2 separate regions of the Homo sapiens genome follow, and region 2 is linked to region 1. Evidence: read pairs that join two places in POLR2A ChIA-PET (ENCODE). Cell type or tissue: A673. All regions are shown on one strand. Links, peaks and the distances in the headings refer to the core of each region. The heading gives the core; the rest is flanking DNA.

Evidence for each region. ChIA-PET counts read pairs that join two places held together with the same protein. Peaks named below come from ENCODE experiments on the same cell type or tissue, not always from the same donor. Only the 100,000 strongest peaks of a DNase experiment are listed, where the experiment ranks them.
Region 2: POLR2A ChIA-PET joins it to region 1 with 7 read pairs; 2 of 35 experiments call an interaction of 5 or more read pairs at or near these places.

Annotation. Positions count from the first base shown.
Region 1 is chr11:61,880,590-61,886,517 of GRCh38, reverse strand. The region is part of intron 1 of FADS3 (fatty acid desaturase 3); the gene reads left to right. Among named protein-coding and RNA genes, the nearest start is that of MIR6746, 5.3 kb to the right of the region's middle. In A673, for the core only: no CTCF peak of the experiment used is centred there; a DNase peak (open chromatin) is centred at 4,877; H3K27ac peaks cover 1,502 bases.
Region 2 is chr11:61,686,785-61,697,284 of GRCh38, reverse strand. All of the region lies in intron 1 of DAGLA (diacylglycerol lipase alpha), which reads right to left. Among named protein-coding and RNA genes, the nearest start is that of DAGLA, 12 kb to the right of the region's middle. RefSeq lists enhancers at 994-1,288, 928-1,454, 1,455-1,981, 1,982-2,507, 5,913-6,444 and 1 more. In A673, for the core only: no CTCF peak of the experiment used is centred there; no DNase peak of the experiment used is centred there.

The DNA.
Region 1 (5,928 bases), core at 3,429-5,928:
CTCCTACCACATTGACTGCCTTGAAAGTCCCCTAATGGCCACTCCCATGAAGTGTGACTGCTCTGGGCTCCCCGCAGGCGTTTTCTGCAAGGCCACCGCCCACCCAGGCCCCTTCCCCAGAGGGGCTGCAGTGCCTTGCTCCTTCCTTGTGGGAAGAGTTGGGATTGTCTGGCGTCAGCAGGATACTGCCCCTGGGCATCCCTCCCGGTCTCTTCCTGCGGGTTTCTGATGAAACAGCCAGGCTCCAGTAGTGGAGCCAGAGGTCAGTGGTGGAGAGAGGACCAGGAGCCAGAGGGTATAGCTGCTTTGGGGCTACTGTGGGGTCAGGGACACTTGTGAGGCCAAGCGTCCTGGCTGCAGGAGCCCTCACATATATGCCCACCCTTCACCAGGACATTGAGGGGTGCTGGGGGACAGGGGTAGCTTTTTGGGGGTGTCTGCCTTCGACTTGGGCTCCGCTACACAGGCCAAATTTGGATGTCCCATGTTTAGAGCTGTGTTTCTTTGGGACCTCTTGGGGCCTCAGTTTCCTCATCTGTAAAATGGGATACTGATAGTGCTTCCCCACTGGCCTCCTCTGACGGGCGCCAGGGAGAGGATGGGACGGAGCATGGTGTGCTGGGCACGCTCCTGCTGTACCCACCCACCTGGGAGAGGGGAGAGGCAGGAATGTCCTGGGGGTGTCCTTTGAGGCATAGCCCTGTCACCCCAACATCCTACAAAGGCATGAGAAGGCAGCGAGGACAGACCCCGACCACCTGAGCCCTCAGCAGCCCTGCCACACTCCCTGCTTCACCCCCTTCCTGACTGATCTGGCACATTCTTGATTCTCCTAGGGAGTGACCCAAAATCCCTCCCTGCCCTGCTGTGTCTCTGGGGTGGAAGGAGGCTGCCAGCCCCTCCTCTCTCCCAGCCTCAGGCTTGGCCAGGACTTAACAGGCAGGCAGAGAAGCAGCTTCTCCACTCTCTTCCCTGACACCTGTAGGCCCCTCCTGCAGGCACTTACCTCTAAGTGGACTCTCAGGAGGAGGCTCATCAGGGCTGCAGGGCTCAGAAAGAGCTGGGCTGTGGAGCTCTTGCCAACCGCCAGGCCCCTTCTAAGTGCTTTAGCGCCACCGACTGCATCCTCCCAGCAGCCTTGTGAGATGGGGATTTGTGGTTCCCAGTTTACTGATGAGAAATACTGATGAGAGATGGGTGTGGTCTTGTCTGGGGCTCCCTGGCTCCTGGATAGCAGCTCAGGTTCCATCCTGGGCAGGCTGGCTCTGGGACACCCCCCCGACCAGCTGCTGTGTGGGATTCACGGTGGGGCTTGGGCAGGGCGTGGGATCTTGGGGCCAACTGAGCCACTCTAGGCTTCCAGGGACCAAGGCCAGGCTGAGCTGTCTCTGTATCCTGAGAGAGCATGAACATCACAGAAGATGGGCCCGGGTTCGAATCCCAGCTCTGCCACTACTAACTGGGACCTGGGCAGGTGTCCCTTCCCGCTGAGCCTTCATTTCCTCACCAGCAAAATGGTTCGTGCCCCTGCTTTGGGGGCTGTGGAGGGTTGGCTCTTGTCTACTTGTTCATACCTGCTGTTGAGCAGCTGCTCTGTGCCGGCCTCTGAGGATGCCACTGTGAACAGAGCCTGTCGCTACCTCCAGGAGCTTGTGTTTAGGGGTGCCGTTTTGATTCCAGCACTTTCACCCAGCTCTGCTCCGGTACCCGATGAGAGACGTCGAGTGCCGCTTTCCACTCGCTTGGGTGCGTGTGGGGGTTGGGGGGACAGGGCTTTGTGCACGTACCCCTGGGTGGATGTTCCTGGGTGCACTTAGGGTGTGTGAGGGTGGGACCTCCCACAGTTCCCTGAGGCTCCACTGATGAGGTCCAAGAACCGCCTTCCTGCCCCCCAGCCCAGGCTCCCAGCAGCTGGGCCCTTGGCTTCTTGAGATAGTGACTGGCCTCACGGCAAGGACCCCCGCACACCACCTAGGAGAACTGCTGCTTCCCCTCTGTTCCAGGAGTGGCGACAAGCACAGTTTTTCGCTTTTGTTTTTGTTTTCTTCACTTTAAGTTCCGGGAAACGTGCAGAATGTGCAGGTTTGTTACATAGGTATACATGTGCCATGGTGGTTTGCTGCACCCGTCAACCCCTCATCTAGGTTTTAAGCTCCATATACATTAGGCATTTGTCCTAATGCTCTCCCTCCCCTTGCCCCTCACCCGCCCAGTAAGCCCCGGTGTGTGATGTTCCCTTCCCTGTGTCCATGTGTTCTCATTGTTCAACTCTCACTTATGAGTGAGAAGAGACCTGGACTCTGATCTAACCTCGGTCAAATGGAACTGTGTGACCTTGAAGAAGTAGCTTAACCTCTCTGAGTCTTAGCTTCTGCCTGGCACCCCCATCCTTAAGGAGAGGCCCACAGAGGACCAGGTCACATGACCTCAGCCAGTTCCAGAGAAGGCTGTTTGCTTCCAGGTTTCGGCCTGAGTCCAGGCCCCTGCCCTACTCGCACTCCCTGATAGCATGAGAAGCACAGCCCCAGGGTGCCCACCCAGCTCTGAGAGCCCAGCCTGCTTCCCAGGGAACTGTCACAGCCCCACCTGTCCCTTCCCCAGCTGGAGCCCTGTCAATGGCTTTGGGGTTCTCTGACACAGCCCTGAGGGGGCTCACACTTCCCCTTATCATTGCAAGGGGTAGATCTGGCTTGAAGGCCCTGGGGCAGGCTTGGTTCTGTCCTCCCCTGTCAGTGCCTCGACAGGGCTGGCCTGGGTGAATCAGGACCAACGGGAAAGGAGGCGAGGAGACCAATCTGGACCCAAGATCCTCAGCTCAATAAGGTGGCCCCAGAACTGACATGGGGTGATAGAGGGAAGGGCTGGGAGGGAGGAGATTCTGGGGCCGCAGCCACAGCTTGCACGTTGCGCCGGGTGTGTCTGTGCGTGCCAGCTGCATCTTTGCGTACCATGTGTGCAAGGCTGTGTTTGGCTGAGTGTTCATGTGGGCCGTGATTGTGGGCATGTTTCTGAGTGTCTGAGTGATGCCTGCTGGTGTGGGCTGGTGGGTGTGTCTGCATGTGCGTGTGTGTCTGGGGAGTTTCAAAGGAGAAAGAGGGACTCACCATCACGCTGGCTCAGCCTTAAAAAGGTAGGACATCCTGACACGTGCTGCAACATGGATGGACCTTAAGGACATTGTGCTGAGTGAAACAAGCCAGAGGCAAAGGAACAAACATGTGATTTCTCCCAGATGAGGTTTCCGGAGGAGGCAGATCTGTATGGACAGAAGGTAGCATGGTGGTTGCCGGGGCAGGGGGAGGAGAGAATGGAGAATTAGTGTTTAATGGGGACAGAGTTTCAGTTGGGGAAGGTGAAAAGGTTCTGGAGCTGGATGATGGTGATGGTTGGACAACACTGTGCATGCACTTAATACCACTGAGCTGGACACCTAAAAATGCTTACAATGGTAAATTTCATGTATATTTTACTACAATTTTTAAAAAATTGGCTGGGCGTGGTGGCTTATGCCTGTAATCCCAACACTTTGGGAGGCCAAGGCGGGAGGATTGCTTGAGCTCAGGAGTTCAACACCAGCCTGGGCAATATGGTGAAACCCCGACTCTACGAAATATACAAAAATTAGCCTGGTGTGGTGGCTTGCACCTCTAATCCCACCTACTCAGTAGGCTAAGGCACAAGAATCTCTTGAACCTGGGAGGTGGAGGTTGCAGTAAGCCGAGATCATGCCACTGCAACCCAGTCTGGGCGACAGAGCAAGACTCTGTCTCAAAAAATAAAAGATAAATAAAAAAATTAGAGGCCAGGTGTGGCTCACACCTGTACTCTCAACACTTTGGGAGGCTGAGGTGGGAGGATCGCTTGAAGTCAGGCATTTAAGACATGCCTAGGCAACATAGTGAGACCTTGACTCTACAAAAAAATTCAAAAGTTAATGAGACATGGTGGCATGTGCCTGTAGTCCTAGCTGCTGGGGAGGCTGAGGTGGGAGGATCACTTACGACCAGGATTTCAAGGCTGCAGTGAGCTGTGATTGCATCACTGCACTCCAGCCTGGTGACAGAGTGAGGCCCTGTCTCAAAAAAATTTTTCAGTGTTTTTCTGGGCTGGGCGTGGTGGCTCATTCCTGTAATTCCAGCACTTTGGGAGGCTGAGGTGGGTGGATTGCTTGAGCCCAGGAGTTTAAGACCAGCTGGGCAACATGGCAAACCTCATCTCTACAAAAAATAAAAATAAAAAATTAGCTGGGCATGGTGGTGCACACCTGTACTAACAGCTACGAGAGAGGCTAAGGTGGGAGGATCACCTGAGCCCGGGAGGTTGAGGCTGCAGTGAGCCATGATTGCACCACTGCACTCTAGCCTGGGCGATACAGCAAGACCCTATCTCAAAAAAAAAAAAAAAAAAAAAAAAAAAAAACACCCAGTGGGGTCAGTAGAACCCCAAGAGTCTTCTTCCCTCCCAGCTCCCCTGTACACCAGCCCCAGCTCTGCAGGTAGCTGGGGGCCCAGACAGCTTCCTGGGGACCCCCAGCCTTCCCTCTGCCCTTTTTTCTACCAGTTTTGCTGCCCCTCCTTCAAGACTCATGTCCAGAGGGGGTGAGATCTGCACTTATACAGCCCCCTCCTCTGTAATGAGTGAGCCAAGTCAGCCCAGGTTATTCCAGAAGGGGCACCCTACCAGCCCCCCAGTCCCCAAGCTGCCCTGGGCCTATAAAAGCAGGCAAGGGGACCCCTAGTAGATCATGTAGGTGTTACCTCTTAGTGGGTGCTGGAGGGGCCTGAAGTGCTTTCTTCCCCCAGGGTGGTAGGAGAATGTCCTGGCAGTGACTTCAGGGCCCGCTGTCACTTCCGTTTTAAGACTCACCAGCTGGTAGGCTCATTAGCAAGAGGACAATAGGAGGCCCCTGTCCTCAGTCAGCTTTCTTCAAAGGTGTTTCCTTTAGCAACTGGGAGGCCTCCCTTCTCCAGACCCATGGGGACAACACCACCCAGCTACTGGTTCTATAAGCTGCTGTATGGCTCTGGCTAGCCCATTCAGAGAAAGCCTCTGAAAGTACAAGGAAAAAAATCAGTCCAAGAGCTGTGAACAATTAGTGAGCCGATTACAATACCAAGACCACAGGCAGACCTGGAAGGCTAAGTGAGCCCAGGTGTGAAGTTCAAGCTTACTTTACTTCTGGGCCACTTCCTGGCTGGTCTCTTTCCCTGGCCCTTATCTTTCTCCTGGTCTGTCTTCTCTTCTCACCCCCTTTCTTTACTCTTTCTTCCTTCTCCTGCATCGTACTCCACCCCCACTCCAGCTATTACACAGAATCGCGAGAATGTTGGATTATTCATTTTATTTATGATGTTTTCTTTTTTGTAAAAATAGAGACAAGGTCTCACTATGTGGCCCAGGCTGGTCTTGAACTCCTGGCCTCAAGCAATCCTCGTGCCTTGGCCTCTTACAGTGCTGGGATTACAGATGTGAGCCACCATGCCTGGCCCATTTTATTTACTTTAAAAAAAAAATTAGGCTGGGCGCGGTGGCTCACACCTATAATTCCAGCACTTTGGGAGGCCAAGGTGGGCAGATCAACTGAGGTCAGGAGTTAAAGACCAGCTTGGCCACCTGGGGTCAGGAGTTTGAGACCAGCTACTCCGGAGGCTGAGACCGGAGAATTGCTTGAACCCAGGAGGTAGAGGTTGCAATGAACTGAGATCATGCCATTGCATGCCAGCCTGGGCAACAGAGCAAGACTGTCTCAAAAAAAAAAAAAATTATGTTTTGTGCTCCTGCTTCCTGCTTTGTAAGTCAAATCAGTTTAACTGTTCAAGTGTCTTCCTTGCAAACCCCCAAGGACTCAATGTGTGTCGCCCTTGACTGATCCCCCCGCCCCGTGACCCAGTGGTCCTCAGTTCCAGGTTTTCCCACCTACCCTTCACC
Region 2 (10,500 bases), core at 3,153-5,652, 190 kb after region 1:
CTCAGGAGGCTGGGTAGGGTTGGGCCTACCAACCACATTCCTTTCCAGGGCCACCTTACCCTGGGGCTACCCACAAAGGAATTTGCACAGCCAACAGCCTCATCAGAGTCACTGGAGCTGTCCATGGCACTGGGGCACAGAAACCGCTTCATTTCTCACTGGCCAGGTGAGCAGGTAGGGGGCTGAGAAGTCTGCCTGCCAAGACCGAACCATGCCAGGGTCCTGAATGTCGCCCTGTGCCCTCAGCCCTGGCAGGCCAGTCCCCAGAGGCTACCATCCCCTGCTATGCCATCCCAGGGAGGTCATGGGTGACCTCCCTCCCCTTGGCGATAGGAAGGTGAGGATCTTGGGGCAAACCACCCAGATCCACACCTCCCATCCCACCCCACGCAGCTCTGCTGCCACTGCCCCCACAGGCCAGCTCACAAGCCGCACACTCCACATTTCTGTCTGCTCAGTCCTCCCCCAGCCCCCTACACACGGTAATTGCAACACCTCCACCCCACTGACAGTGCCTGCCGCTGCCTGCTCGCTGCCAAGGAGGCTGGGATGGCCCAAAGATGTGCTTCACGCAAACCTTGCTAGGGGAAGGGACTACAGTTTTCCCCTTTTCTCCAAGGGGTCTTTGGATCCGGGTGCTGACCCCACTTCCTGCCTCTCACAGCTCCCCACCCCACCCCACCCCACCCCCAACCCCGGGTCGCCCAGTCTGTGAAATGCCTCTTACTCTGGGAGGGATGGAGGGAATCAATGGCTTCCCTATTCTCCTGCCTCTCCCACAGGGGAAGGGGAGGGGAGGCATGTGGCCCCTGGAGGGATCTTTCAGGGAGCGCCCCGGCCCCACTGCTCCTCCCCGCTGGGAAGTGGGGGTGGTGTCCTTGACGGACGGACGGCTGGGCGTCAGGTCCACTGGGAGTGGAAGGCAGGCAGCCAGGGTAGTGGGCACCTCCACCCCCACTCTCCCGCTCCCAGGACTCCATGGGAATCGCTGTCACTATCCAGACACCTTCACAGAGAACTCATGCCTAGGCTGAGGCACAGCCAGGCCGAGGGTGAGTCAGCCAGGGAAATCCCGGCACTGGCGCCCACCGCTGGTGACGGTTCCGCTGACACCTACGGAACGGGGTGCCCAGCCCCTCCCGCAGAGGGTGAGAGGAACACCCAGGCTCCCCCACTCTCATTTCCTGCTCCCTGAGAGCAAGCCTGGTGGTGGGGACAGGGAGGAGTCTCAGTGGGGGCGGAGTCCTGGAGCGAGGCCTCCGCAGGCTGCCGTCTTTGGGCCTCTGGTCCCTCACCCTTGAACATCAGCGGGGAAGGAGGTGGGAGAACGGTCACCACAGCCCCTGGGCTCTGGCCCGGAGCCTGTCATCCACACTCTGGGTATCTGGCTTTCCAGGGTCTCACCGGGGCACGCAGGGATGCACACCCTACCTCATTCCTGAAGGGCCCTGCCCCTGCCCTCCTTCCAGGCAAGGCCACTGCTCTGCCTGAGCCCAGCACCCCCACTATATGCTGTCCTGGACCCCAAAAAGGCAAGATAGAGAGCAGACTTAAGCCAGAAGTCAGTACCCTCCCTGGGATGAAAGAGAGAGAGGAGGAGCAAAGAGGAGCCAAGAAGAACAGAAAGCCAGGCACAAAGCCTCCTTACAGCAGGACATTCTGTCCCTGGAGAAGCGCCTGTGGCCAGGTCCCCACAAACTCGCCAGACCAGTTGGCTGGAGCGGGGTGGGAGGCTCAGACCAGGGCCAGAGAGTGGACCTAGGACCTGAAAGCTCCCAGACAAGAAGCTCCCACTGCTCCTCCCCGCTGGGAAGTGGGAGTGGGTTGGACTCAGCAGGCCCTTAGGCAGGAGCTTCTGGGGACATGAACTCGAGGATGCCAAGCCCTATCCTCAAGTAGCTCACAGTGCAGAATAACAAGGAAACCGGGGCGGGTCAGTGAGCACAGAGCTCCGACACTGATGCCTGGACCACTGCTCAGCCCCAGGCAGACAGAGAAAGCTTCCTAGAGGTGCCTGATGGTTGAACAGAAAGAGCGGGGAAAGCAAAGCTGGCTCCCCTCCTCTTGCCCCTCCTCCCACCCGGTTCCCCAGAGCCTGTGGGCAGATGCACCTTGTGCAGGGCCAGATTCCAGCCAGCAGGGAGGCTGGGCACCACTTTAGCTCCCAACCCTGCCTCTCAGTTGCTGGCAAAGGTAGTTTCTGCAGGCTCCCTGGGCTAGGAAAAACACGCTTGCGAGTACACAGAGAGGGCCCGTGGGGCTGCTTCCTGGAATCACCAGAACACAGGTGCTTGGTGCTCCCCAGGCAGAGCCCCTCCACTGGCGGGGAGACGTGCACATGTTTGGGTTTTGCCAGGCCCCCAGCTTTTATCTTCCAGGCTTCCCCTCTCCATGGTTCTTCCTGAAGACCAGGCCTCTCGCTCTTCCCAGGCAGGGAAGTGGGTAATGCGAGCGATCCAGAAACCCAACTATTACTTTGAAAGAAGACTGAAAACATGTGACCGCATGAATCCCATGGGTTTACTTCAATGTCTTTAAAACAAATGACTTGAATGGATTTCTCCCACCCTTCCTCCCCACGGAGCCACTCGATGGAAAACAGCAGCTCAAAGGGCCACAGATTCAGGGCTGCCGGAAATGGGGTATCAGACACAAAGCCTGGCAGGGGGCACTTGAATAAAGGCAGCTTTGGCCAGGAAAGGATGAAAGGCAGACACCTGACAACTGACAGGCAGCCGGCGCAGAGGCACAAAGGGTGCACGTGAGGCCAATGTCAGGTCCAAGCACACCCAGGCACCCCGGCCCTCTGCTATGGGTGGTGGATCGCTCTCATGTCCCAGCATTGGTCTCCCTTCCTCCTGCCACAGCATGGAAGCCTGGCTGTGGGGACAGCAGTGGCCTTGCTCAAGCCCTTGACTGGAGAGCCCTGCCCTGAGCAGCCATTTACGCGCAAACTCACTGGGTAGCTGGAACACACAGGTGAGGTCTTCTTGGGCAGCAAAAATTGCTTAGAAAAAAACAGGCAAGGAAGCAGGACTGAAGACATGTGACAGTCCCCAGAAGTTCAGAGCTGGAGAGGCCCAGGGAACTCAGATGCCACGCCTCCCTGATTCCCCGAATCCTACAGATGAGTACCCTAAGCTCATAGAGGAATGCTGACGTGCCAAGGTCACACAGCTTTGGGCCTCTGCCCCATCCTTGGCTGCCTTCCCAGCCTCATTCATGCAGCCATTACTCTCCGAGCATATCCTATGTGCCTAGACTCTGGAATTTAGATTTAGTCACCTAGGTGATGCCAAACTAAACTTGGCCTCAGAGGTTTGCAAGCTGGGGGCTTCCCACCTCTCAGCTGTCCCCTCCCCACCCTCTCCTCTTATGTAAAATGGGAGGAGTGCTGGGCATCATCAGGGAAGACTCAAAGCAGAGAGGAAGTAAGAAAGCGGGAGAAGCGGTGTGAAGCCCTGGGGATCATCAGCCATACCCTGGAGGTGAGGGAGGCGATGGTGAAAGTCACCCCAGTGGGGGAGTCTGGGCTGCCCCTGGCTGCAGGAGCCTCACCTCAGGCAGGGCAGGTGCACTGTGACCGGGGACCCCAGACCAGACACGCTGACTTATGCATAAGAAAAAGACTTATCTTTGGCCGGGCATGGTGGCTCATGCCTGTAATCCCAGCACTTTGGGAGGCCGAGGGAGGCGGACCACAAGATCAGGAGATCGAGACCAGCCTGGCCAATATGGTGAAACCCGGTCTCCACTAAAAATACAAAAATTAGCTGGGCATGGTGGTGGGCGCCTGTAGTCCCAGCTACTCTGGAGGCTGAGGCAGGAGAATCGCTTAAACCCAGGAGGCAGAGATTGCAGTAAGCCAAGATTGCACCACTGCACTCTGGCCTGGACAACAGAGTAAGACTCCATGTCAAAAAAAAAAAAGAAAGAAAAAGAAAAAGACTTATCTTTTTATTACAAAAATACAAGTTCTCTATAGAAAATAGAAACTAGCTGGGTGCAGTGGCTCATATCTGTAATCCCAGTACTTTGGGAGGCTGGATCACCTGAGGTCCAGGAGTTCGAGACCAGCCTGGCCAACATGGTGAAACCCCGTCTGTACTAAAAATACAAAAATTAGCCAGATGTGGTGGCGGGCACCTACAGTCCCAGATATTTGCGAGGCTAAGGCAGGAGAATGGCTTGAACTGAGAAGGCAGACCGCACCACTGCACTCCAGCCTGGGCAACAGAGTGAGACTCAATCTCACCAAAAAAAAAAAAAATAGAAACCAAAAAGAAGAAAATATAAATCACCCATGATCCCTCTAGGAAAACTATCAACTATTAACATCCTTCTAGTCTTTTTTTTCCTCCATCTAATTGTGGGACCATTCGGCATCTACCATTTTTTTTTTTACTGAACTAAAAGGTGAGCACTTCTCCTTAAACATTTTCCTACCGCCATCTTTCCTCATTATTGTGGAGTAGTCCACATACAAGATGTACGGAAGTTCATTCAACCAACTCTCTACTCGGGGATGTTGGGTTGTTTCCCTCTTCTCGGTGTGAGAAAACCCCACAGCTGGGCCCCAGGCAGAGTGGCTCTGGGGTCCTGGGCTTTGGTGACAGGATCCTGCAGGAACCCGGAACTCCTGACCCCAGCCTGGTGTTCCTTCTCCCCCTGGCAGATGCAAAGGTTTATGCATAAAGGGTGGGAGTGGGGAGCGGGGATTCTGCCCTTCTTCCCATCTCTCAGGCAATGAGTGGTCGCCAGTAACTCTCAAACTTATGCAGACTCCCAGGCCCCGCCCAGCAATTCTGAATCAGTAAGCCCAAGGCAGGGCTCAGGAACCTATATTTTTAGGTTCCAAGTTCTACCATGGCCAACCCCAGGAGACTCTGAGGCTGGAGTTAACCAATCTACACTCAGAAATCCTGCTCTGAAGGATGAGTCCTGGCCAGGACTGCTCAAGTGTGCATAAGCAGAACTTCCAGAGCTGGCTGCAGGCTCCCCTCCCAGCGATTCTGATGTGGAGGAGGGTGGTGGTGAAGGGATGCTGAGATGCTGCATTTCTAACCTGGTCCCAGGTGATGCTGAAGCTGCCGGCTCATGGGCCACGTGGGCACCTGTGCAGGCCCTGGGTTCTGCCTGGACGTACGATCACAGCAGGCTCTAATGCACTGACTATGGGTCAAACACTGCCCTCCAGACTCAAGGTGAGGTGTGCTCCAGGGCCTGCAGCAGCAGCATTATTGGGAGTTGTTAGAAATGCACATCTGGGCCCAGCCAGCCTAAACTGGAATCTGCGTTGGCAAGCTCCCCAGTGATCTGTGTGCCCATCAAAGAAGCACGATGCTGAGTCTGTCACAAGCCAGCATCATCTCATGTCACCTCCTAACACTCCTCAGAGGCCAATTATTCCCTGATTTTACAGGTGGAAACTGCAGCTGAGAGGTGAAAGGACCTGGTTAAGGACTCAAGACTACCCCCAGCAGGAGCTGCAACAGGCAGCCAGACCGTCTGGCCTGAGTTCTCAACCCTACATCCCAACACCCCCTGCGGTTTCCCATTCAATCACCACCAGCACTCCAAGGTGGGTTCACTCCACTTTATGGAGACTCGAGGAGGTCAAATCAACTGCTCCAAAGCGCTCCCTGGAGCATGGTGGAGCCTGCCCCTGTGGCTGTGTTTGTTCCCTCTCAGCCCACTCTGTCTGCGGGCACAGAGCCAGAGCACAGGGCCAGGTTGGGTTGGGGGGGGTCCCACCTCCAAAGGCTGCAGGCTCTGCAGACACAGTTGGAGGCAGGAAGTGGGAACTCGGGCGGAAGAACCAGGAGCTCGATTTGGGCTGAGGATATTCTTTCTTCACAGCCAGACTCAGTTTTGTGTGCCTTTTGAAAGGAGACAGAGAATAGCTGTGCTCAGCCCAATGAGGCCAGCCACTTTCAACCTTCTTGTTGTTGCCATTTCCAATTACAATTTCAGAGGGTTCCTATAATTTATACATCCCAGGATGCACTGCTCCAGCTGCTTTATGATGGGAGTTCATTACACCATTAAGGTTAAACTTTTATAAAGCACTGAGCAGCTGGTGGGCTGGGTGCCCAGCTTTGTTATTGCTGCCGGAAGCCTGCTGAATAGGGTTCACCTGGGGAAGGGAGGGATTAAAGGGGCGAAGAAATGGAGCAGGCAGCTGCTCAGGTGCCCCGAGCCCTCCATTAGGCTGTGTTCTAAACTGCATGGTGTAGCAGGCAGCAAAGAGAACAATCTGGAGTGGCACTGGCAGGGGCGTGTGGGGTGAGAGGAGCCATGCTGTGCGAGCCTGAAAGCCGCCTGCCACGGCCGGCGAGGTACAGGGTCGGTGAAGGTCGGTTGGACAACAGTGGGAGTAACAAGGTGGTGCAAGCCACAGATGGGTCTACATGTGGGGAGCGGCGAGGGCTTCCTGGGAGCGGGGCCTGGCCTTCGCAGCAAGAGGATAGCCAAAGGGGGCCTTCCTTTTGTGGGCGGCTGTTCCTCCCGTGGCTCACAGAATCCCCAAACCCCATGCCAGGTGAGGGGAATGTGCACACCCTGAGAGCAGGGGCCAGACAGACGGAACCTGAGTCCCAGCTACAAACACGCAGCCTCTAACAGATTCCCTCAATTCCCCAAGGAAGCTGAGGTCCTAGACTTGGACCCCTGCTGTGAAACGAGTGCTTCCTCCATGGGTGCCATGGGACTGTCCTGAGCACAGAGCCTAGAGGGGTGAGTGTCTAGAAAATGGAAGCCATCACTGTTCATTGCATTAAATGTGTCCCTACACATAAAGCACTGTGTAGCAGAGAGGACTCACCACATAGCTTTTGCCATTGTGGCTGCTGGTAGAGTGGTAGTGTCCGCTTATGCCAACCCAGGAACTCCCTCAGGACGAAGTGATACCATTATTCCCAGCTCCAGGCACAAGGCTTGGCAAGTAGGTGCTCAATAAATGTCCTTGAATAAATGGGGAGATGGGAGACTACACGTGGCAAAACTATTATCTGCTCCACGGTCTGGCCCCAGTCCCAGCGAAGGTGTCAAAGGAGAAGCAAGTTCTTTTCAAAGGTATGAAACTGAAACAACCCTTAAGAAAAATTCCTTAAGTTCCTAGGGGGAAAGAGACTTGGATACGGCTGGTGTTCTGGCCCTGGGGGTGCACTGGGGCTGACTCTGGCCCTGCAGCCCAGGAGAGTTTGCGGTGCCTGGAAGCTCAGGCCTCAGCTGGGGCTCTGCAGACCCGGTGGGCTGCACTCCCATTGCCCTGGAGAGGCTGCCCAGACCAGAGAGGATGGCATGGAATTCTGTGAGGCCAAGTCATGATCCCCCAACTCTTAGGAGGGCAGCTGAAAGGGCTGAGGGGCTTTGTGCGGGGAGACTCAGAGAATCTGAGGAAGAAACTGGCTTCCCCTAAAGGCCTCAGAGAGGAAAAGTTAGACAAAGAAAAGGCAGTGGATAGAAGCAGTACCAAAAGAGGCCAGGCACAGTGGCTCACTCCTGTAAACCCAGCACTTTGGGAGGCCGAGGTGGATGGATCACGAGGTCAGGAGATCGAGACCATCCTGGCTAACACGGTGAAACCCTGTCTCTACTAAAAATACAAAAAATTAGCCGGGCGTGGTGGCAGGCACCTGTAGTCCCAGCTACTTGGGAGTCTGAGGCAGGAGAATGGCGTGAACCCAGGAGGTAGAGCTTGCAGTGAGCCCAGATCACACCACTGCACTCCAGCCTGGGCAACAGAGCAAGACTCCATCTCAAAAAAAAAAAAAAGATGAGGAAACTGAGGCTCAAACAGGTCAAGTGACTTGCACAAGTAGTAGTGGTCTCATATAAAGCTCTGTCTTTATGCTAAAGCCCATGTCTGAAGGCCTGTGCTATGCTGAATTTAAAGAGGGAGAGAGAATGAATCAGAAGTGGATAATCTTGGAGACCAGGCAGACTCGAGTGGGTGAAGTGGGCAGGTGCTAACTGGGAGGCAGGGCACTGGGAGTTCCCAGCCTCTGCAGATGAGGCTGAAAAGGCCAGGACAGTCCCCTTAGCCACTGGGCCTAGGGCTGCGCAGTGATTCTGCAGCCTGCCCCAAAACTGCAGCGGGGCAGCTGTCCCAGGGCAGTGGAGGAGCTTGGATGAAGTGGGAGTTGGCTAAAGGGCGTGCCAGGGGAGCCTGATGTAATCCCGGCCCGCAGAAGGCGGAAACTTGGGAAGTGAAACAAAACATCCCCTAACAGTAGCCTGGCCACAATTTCCAATGAGCGATGGCAGGCATGCCTTGCCCCCACCCACAAGTCCAAGGGCTCTGCCCTTTTCTTCAGGCCCTGGCAGCACGTGTCATCTTCCCCAGCCCCAGCCCAGCACTGAAATGCGCTCCGAGTAAAGCTGATGAGAAAGCAGAGGATTCCCAGCCAGTGCCCCGGGAGCCTTGCCACTGTGAGGCTGGTGGCCCCGTCGCTTTCCGGAACAGACACAGGGCTCACCTCCTCACAAGGCTTTCCGCATGTGTTGAGGGGTGAGGGGAGGTCTGGGTGGCTGCCTGGCGAGCTATCCTCCTTCCTCCCCACACCCAGCCTGAACTGACCTAGTTAGGCTGCATGTGGGAGATGGGAGAGGAAGCAGGGCCCAGAACCCCCCACGGGCCCCCTGCACTTCCACAAAATCCAGGCGCCCAGAGTGGGAGGGACCGCCTCCAAGGACCCAGGCACTGCTCATCCAGCCAGGACAACAGACCAGGGCCTGGCAGCCACTCTAAGGATCTCCCGCCCCACTCCTGGCCACACAGGTTCCTCAAGCAAGTTCTTGGCAGCTGGCAAGCTGCAGAATTCATCTGCCGGGCTGGGGTGGCTTAGAGGGTGGGTGCAGATGCCTTGGCTTGGGTTTATGTGCCCAGCCTTAAGTATTCCCAGCCTTCATGCCAGCTCTTGAATCTCATGTACGAGCAATCCTAATCCTTTTTTTTTTTTTTTTTTTGAGACAGAGTTTTGCTCTGTCACCCAGGCTGGAGTGCAGTGGCACGACCTCGGCTCACTGCAAGCTCCGCCTCCCGGATTCACGCCATTCTCCTGCCTCAGCCTCCCAAGTAGCTGGGACTACAGGCACCCACCACCATGCCCGGCTAATTTTTTATATTTTTAGTGAGACGGGGTTTCACCATGTTAGCCAGGATGGTCTCGATCTCCTGACCTCGTGACCCGCCCGCCTCGGTCTCCCAAAGTGCTGGGATTACAGGTGTGAGCCACCGCACCCAGCCATCCCTAATCCTTTGTTAGTACAATGTCTTTCCCAAAGGCCTTTCCCATCCAGTGTCACCTTTGAACAGTGAGGGAGACAGGACAAATATCATTGCTGCTATTATACAGACAGGGCAACTGAGGCTAACAAAAGAAAAGTGACTTGTTCACAGCTGCCCAGCAGAGCCAGGAACACTCCAGGCCCAGCAGTCCCATGCTCCTTGTTATGGTCATGAGGATTAAATGAGAGAAGATACAAAAAGTACTGAGCTTGGTGCCTGGCACCTGTGCTCCCTAAATGTTATTTCGCCATGATTGTTATGCTTCAGTGAGGACACAGATCAGTGAGGGGAACACACATGCTCTCTCTGAGGGGCGCCAGCGCTATTCAGATAAGAGAGTGCTACAAGATGCCTTTGTTTGGCCAGGCGCGGTGGCTCATGCCTGTAAGCCCAACACTTTGGGAGGCCGAGCGAGGCGGGTGGATCACCTGAGGTCAGGAGTTCAAGACCAGCCTGGCCAACATGGTGAAACCCCATCTGTACTAAAACAAAAATCAGCCGGACGTGGTGGCACGTGCCTGTAATCCTAGCTACTAGGGAGGCTGAGGCATGAGAATCACTTGAACCAGGAGGCGGAGGTTGCAGTGAGCTGAGATCACACCACTGCACTCCAGCCTGAGTGACAGAGCGAGACTCCGTCTCAAAAAAAAAAAAGAGTGCTAGAGTCAGTGGAGCATGGAGAATGGCCTCATGGAGGAGGTGGGATTGTGTGGGACCTGAGGGAGAGGTGGCGTATGGACAGGGACACCAAAAAGAACCCATCCTGGGTTCAAACCCTGGCTCCCTGCCTCTCTGAGTGTCCCTGAGCAGGTGATGCAAGCTCCCTAAGCCGCCCGTAAGATGGAGGTTGGAGGGATGGGAGCGTGCAGGGGGTTGCTGTTGCAAGGAGTAAATGACATCCTCTATACACTCTCCTGGGTTCAGTTCATCCACATTCAGAAAATGGAAGTTATTGTTACTAGTATTATTTTGTGGCTGAGCAAAGCCTCCTAAAGACACGCCCTGGTGCCCTCCCTGACCCCAAACCTGAAAGGCTTTGAGAAAGCTAAGTGCAGGGCCCTGTCCCCAGGAGACAGAGGTGCAGCCCCAGGGAGCCCACTCCACGGTGTGGCCTGCCCATCAGGAGCAGCCAGGGGCTGGGAGGTGCAGCATATGTTATATAAACGAAGGGACATCAATAATAGATTAACCTCAAGGAAGTCCAGGAA